2 separate regions of the Homo sapiens genome follow, and region 2 is linked to region 1. A link is a contact called in ENCODE Hi-C data. All regions are on one chromosome and are shown on one strand. Each heading gives the region's core, a stretch centred on a gene start or an enhancer-like site at or near the end of the contact. The rest is flanking DNA. Distances are from core to core; before and after follow the strand shown. Region 1 holds the start of SPAG4 (sperm associated antigen 4). Region 2 holds the start of EPB41L1 (erythrocyte membrane protein band 4.1 like 1).

Region 1 (2,743 bases), core at 97-2,596:
CGAGCGGCTCCTCAGAGACTACTGGAGACCCAGTCGGTTCTGCGGGAACCCAAGGGCTCCACTGGGGCCTTGCGGACCACAGACCTATTTTCCCCTCGAGACCGGGCCGCAGATTGCTCAGTCCACAAGCCAGACAGCTGGGAAGTCTCTCACAGGCTTTGGTCCCACCGCAGCCCTATCCCGGCTCCAGCTCCGCCCTCTGAAGCCCCGCCCCTCAGGGAGGCTCCGTCAAGAGTTGGTCTCCTGGCCGGGCGCGGTGGCTCACGCCTGTAATCCCAGCGATTTGGGAGGCCGAGGCGGGCGGATCACCTGAGGTCGGGAGTTCGAGGCCAGCCTGATTAACACGGAGAAACCCCGTCTCTACTAAAAACACAAAAATTGGCCGGGCATGGTGGCGCACGCCTGTAATCCCAGCTACTCGGGAGGCTGAGGCGGGAGAATCGTTTGAACCCGGGAGGCGGAGGTTGCGGTGAGCCGAGATCATGCCATTGCATGGCATGGGCAACAGGAGCGAAACTCCGTTGCAAAAAAAAAAAAAAAAGAGTTGGTCCCTCCCCCAAACGGATGACCCGCCCCCAGCCTTAGATCTTGGTGGAACCCAATTGTCCTGGGAGCCACTCACGCTAACATTGAGGCCGCGCCCCCTCAGTGGCACCCAACCACAAGATTTTCCCCGCCCCTTCCCATAACCGTCCAGGACACCGAGGCTCCGCCCCTTAAGGGATCTCATTTAGCACCATCCCTTTACCCTACAGGACCCACCTTGTAGGAGGTGCCCAGATATCATCTTAGCCCCGTCCCCGCCCAGCACCGCCCTTTAGGCCCCGCCCCCTCCACTGGCTCACCCGGGGTCGACCCCGCCCGCACCCGAGGCCCCGCCCCTCACGGTTGCCGCGCCACAGGCTGTCTGCCAGTTGTGGCTCCGAGGCGCTGGCTTCTGCTGAGAGCTTCCTGCCCATGTGGTTCCTCCGGGCACTCCCGCGCTCAAGGCGGGCTCACCGCAGCTCGGGCCCCGGGCTCTTCTGCCCTCGGGCTCCCCAGGCCCGGGCTCCGCTGACCGGAGCCCTTTGCTGTCCTCCGAGGTGATGCTCATTGAGCTGTTCTCGCTGAAAAAGTTGGGCGTGTGCTTGCGCGAGGACGAGGCCGAGCCCGGGCGGGAGCTTCGCCGCATCCTGACCCCCTGCTGCCTAGTCACTGACGCTAAAGCCGCCGCTGCGGTCGCCAAGGCCCTGGGGCCTCCTTCAGCCGCTGCGCGCCGCGGGGACCCCACGGACCCTGCGTGAAGTCGGCAGGCCCCGCGGCCGCACCTGCCCTCCCGCTGTGTCCCGGCCGGCTGCTGACGTCACAGAGGAGCCTCGGTCTCCGCGGGCTGCCCTGGCCGCGCGTCACGGAGCTGGCCGTGACGTCACCTGGAGCCGTAGCCATGGCAGCCTCTCCTTCTGACTTTGTTGTTGTTTAAGAGACAGGGTCTTTCTCATTGCCCAGGCTGGAGTGCAGTGGCCTGATCATAGCTCATTGTAACTTCGAACTCCTAGGCTCAAGCGATCCTCCCGCCTCGGCCTCCCAAAGCGCTGGGAGTACAGGCGTCAGCCACCGCGCCCGGCCTCTTTTACAGCAAGCGATGATGTCACAGCACTTCCCAGAAAACCCCATCTAAAATGGCACTCAGTCTATAACAGTTTTTTTCTTTCTTTCTTTCTTTCTTTCTTTCTTTCTTTCTTTCTTTCTTTCTTTCTTTCTTTCTTTCTTTTTTTTTTTTTTTTGAGATGGAGTCTCATTCTGTTGCCCAGGCTGGAGTGCAATGGCGCGATCTTGGTCCACTGCAACCTCCGCCTCCCGGGTTCAAGCGATTCTCCCGCCTCAGCCTCCTGAGTGGCTGGGATTACAGACATGCACCACCATGCCTGGCTAATTTTGTATTTTTAGTAGAGACGGGGTTTCTCCATGTTAGTCAGGCTGGTCTTGAACTCCCGATCTCAGGTGATCCACCCGCCCCGGCCTCCTAAAGTGCTGGGATTACAGGCATGAGCCACTGCGCCCAGCATTTTTATTTTTATTTTATTTTTATTTTTTGAGACAGAGTCCTGCTGTGTCGCCCAGGCTGGAGGGCAGTAGTGCAATCTCGGCTCAGTGCAACCTCCGCCTCCCGGGTTCAAGCGATTCTCCTGCCTCAGCCTCCCGAGTAGTTGGGATTACAGACACCCGCCATCATGCCTGGCTAATTTTTGTATTTTTGTAGAGACGGGGTTTTACCATGTTGGCCAGGCTGGTCGTGAACTCCTGACCTCAGGTTATCCGCCTGCCTGGGGCTCCCAAAGTGCTGGGATTACAGGAGTCAGCTACTGCGCCTGGCCTCTTTTAAAGCAAGTGATGACGTCACAGCACTTCCTAGAAAACCCCATCTAAAATTGCACTTAGCAAATACCAGTTTCTATCCCCCTTCCCTGTTTTGTTTTTCTCCTCAGCACGTGTCACTAACATGCTATATATTTCATTTCTCTCTTTCTTTGAGATGGAGTCTCGCTCTGTTGCCCAGGCTGGAGTGCAGTGGCATGATCTCAGCTCACTGCAACCTCCATCTCCCGGCCTCAAGCAATCCTCCCGCCTCAGCCTCCCGAGTAGCTGGGACTACAGGCTTGCGCCACCACACCCAGCTAATTTTTGTATTTTTTGTAGAGATGGGGTCTCGCTATGTTGCCCAGGCTGGTCTTCAACTCCTGAGCTTGAGTGATCCACCCACTTC
Region 2 (2,743 bases), core at 89-2,588, 540 kb before region 1:
GGAATGGGTGGGCAGAGAGGCACACAGCTGCCTCTATTCTCCACACCCTTGCCCGGGACAGGAGGCACTGTCTTCCAAGAGCTGCGGAGGGCACCATCCAGGCCCCAGATCTTGACCTGGCTCAAGTGCCACTGATTCTGGAAGGCTCCTAATGCTGAGGGTGGGGGGATGGGGTGGGAATGAAGCCAAGCCGCTGGACCCCGCACAGCCCTGGAGAGGTCCTAAATCTGGCCGTCTCACATTCCCACCTTTGGGTGCAGAGGAGGTGCTATGCGGATCCAGAAGTGAATGTGGGAACACGTGGTGCTCTCTCCCCCACCAATGCATCCTCAGAGCTCCGAGGGAAAAGCAACGACGATGGCTGGCAGCTGAGGGAGAGACCAGCATCCCCAGAACTCCCTTTTGGTCCTTGTCCAGACTTCAAGGTCTCCATGGACCACTTTGAGCCATATACGTCTGCCAGTCAGTGGCCTCTGCACCCAGTAAGTACCCCAATGGCTGTAGACATTGGCCCCCCATGCCCATCCCTGAGACCCCAGCCTCTCGGGCCCTTGGACCTCCCCAAGTGTGAAGGTGCCAGACACAAGTGGGACACACAAGCCCTCTCCCTCTGATCAGGGGACGGTCACTGGCCAGGACAATGCCAGGCCAGAACTGCAGAAGTCCTAGGGCTAAGATCCCTCCTAGCAGCTCTGAGGTACTTGGAAGGGAGACGGAAGGGGAGGCAAGCCCAGAGCGGGGAAGGGTCCGTAACCAGAGTGAGGAGAGATGAGGGCAAGGGCTCGCCAGCATCCCAGGCTCCAGCCAAGAACTCCTCCTGCAGCGTCAGAAGCAGCAGAAATCCAAAGAGCCCTTGGCCTCTGGAGGCGGCAGCAGGAGTGCTCTCCGAAAAGAGACTGGGCCAGCCGGTGGGAGCCCAGCGCCCACCCACCGCTCATCCTACAGCAGGACCAACCCCCCGCCAACCCCCAGCCTCCGGATCCTCTCTCCAGGCCTTGGAGGAGGCTGCAGACCGGTAGGTAGGGAGGAACAGCGAGACCCTCCCCCACACTGGCCAGGGGACCAACAGCCTGAAAACTCAGTTCTCGGCCTCGCCCCCGTTCCTCCCCAGGGCTGGAGGCTGGGCCTAGATGTTGCAAGCCCCCGGCCCCGAGAGCCACCTGATTCCCCCATGTGCCTACCTGGGCCCGGGGTTCCCCATGTCGGGCAGGTTGGGCGAGGGGCGGCCCCCTCGGCTCCTCTGGCAGGCAGGCCGCGGGGCGGGGCGGCGCGGGGTCGCGGCGGGCTCTGCGGAGCAGCCTGTTCGGCGACACCCCCGCCCGCTGATGGATGCCGACTGCAGCAGCGGCGGCGGCGGCGGCGGCTCGGCGTGCGCCAGGGGCTGGGCACGGTGCCCACAGCCCCGGGCCTGGCGCCCGACGCGCGGCCAGCCCCCGCCCCCGCCCCGGCCTCGGAGCCCAGCCCAGGGGCGGCCGCCGCTTGCGCCTGCCTCCCAGCGCGCCGCGGCCCTGCCCCTGCCTCCGCCTCCTCTCTGCCTGTCTCCTCTACCACCCACCTCCCCCCGCGCCCCGCCCTCTCTCTCAGGCTCCCAGGCCACCTCCTCCCGGTCCGTGCCACACGGGCAGTTCCCAGACCACTGCGGGACTGTGCAGCTGGGGGGCCTCTCGAGCGCCCCGGCTGCCCCCACCCTGGTCCTAGCCAGCCCCGGGCCTCCTTGCTCTCGCCAAGCCCTCTTGGGGGCTCATCAGCGAGAAAGGGAGGGGGAGGAGAGAAGAGGGGGATGCATGCCTGACTCAGAAGGGGTGACTCAGCCTCAGTGGGCCTCCCATCCCACCGGAGCCGGATCCCCTCACCACCCCTGCAGCACAGCGACAGGGCAGAACCCGCCTAGGACTCGGCGTCCTCCCCCACCGGGAGGAGGTATTACAACTGTCTCCTGGGAATCCTCTGTGCCTCTGAGTGTGTCCAGAGGGTGTCTATGTGTACATTTGTCCACATGCGCCTTGGTGACAATGACAGTAAGTGTAACAGTGAGAGCCCAGGGACCTATTGGGGATGGGGCCTGTGTACAGGCGCACTTGCTGTATGTGTCTGAGCACAGGCTGAGTGTGCACCTGAGCTCCAGGAAAGGGCAGGGGCTGGCCAAGCAGCTTGTGGCAGAGATCATGGCTCAAAACCAAGGTAAGCCATGCTCCTCCCCTCCAGGAGCACTGTTACCCACTAAAAAAACCAGTCCAACCACTGCAGCACCTCCATCTCACACAATCCGAAGGTGGGGACCTCAAGCCACAGAGGACTCTGGGAGGGAGAGGGCCTGGGTTCCAGTCCAGGTCTGCCACTGGCTCAGCAAGTACCCTTGGGCAAGTTGTTCCATGCTCTGGGCCTCATTTGCAAATGACGAAAGGGCTGGACGTTCCTATCTCTAGGGTCCCTAGTTCATGGCGAAGGCATAGAGAGAATGGTGGGTAACCGCAGCATGATCTCCAAAGATTTCTGTCCATGGGTCCACTGCAACCCATATGACCGCGAACCCCCAGTCACCACCCTCACCTCCAGGCATACACAACTATTCATTCATTCTTCACATCATTCCTAAGTACCTACCATGTGCTGGCCATAGTTCTTACCACAGAATCCACTGCCCTGGGAAGCACAGAGGCCCCAAGCTGGGAAGCAGCCTCGATGTGAGCTGAGCCCTCCATCCTTCCCTGATGCGATTCCCTCAGTATCAGCCTCACCAGTG

What was found. Hi-C counts contacts between places; a loop is a spot of excess contacts on that map. Pooled maps may share reads with other maps.
Region 2: a loop to region 1 is called in a pooled map, with 2.9 times the contacts of the local background. The contact joins the promoter of EPB41L1 here to the promoter of SPAG4 in region 1. A Hi-C loop is called at or near these places in 4 of 37 single-sample maps with no recorded cell type and 7 of 50 pooled maps.

The regions. Positions count from the first base shown.
Region 1 is chr20:35,614,432-35,617,174 of GRCh38, reverse strand. SPAG4 (sperm associated antigen 4) reads right to left here and starts at 1,346. Exons shown (of 12, transcript NM_003116.3): 1 at 868-1,346; 2 at 1-39. The coding sequence starts at 1,171. RefSeq lists an enhancer at 1-140 and a silencer at 571-1,300.
Region 2 is chr20:36,153,335-36,156,077 of GRCh38, reverse strand. EPB41L1 (erythrocyte membrane protein band 4.1 like 1) reads right to left here and starts at 1,338. Exons shown (of 22, transcript NM_012156.2): 1 at 1,182-1,338. It overlaps EPB41L1-AS1 (EPB41L1 antisense RNA 1), which reads left to right and starts at 318. Exons shown (of 4, transcript NR_147703.1): 1 at 318-482; 2 at 824-1,015. LOC124904893 (a long non-coding RNA gene) reads left to right here and starts at 1,632. Exons shown (of 2, transcript XR_007067572.1): 1 at 1,632-2,181. RefSeq lists a silencer at 1,400-1,599.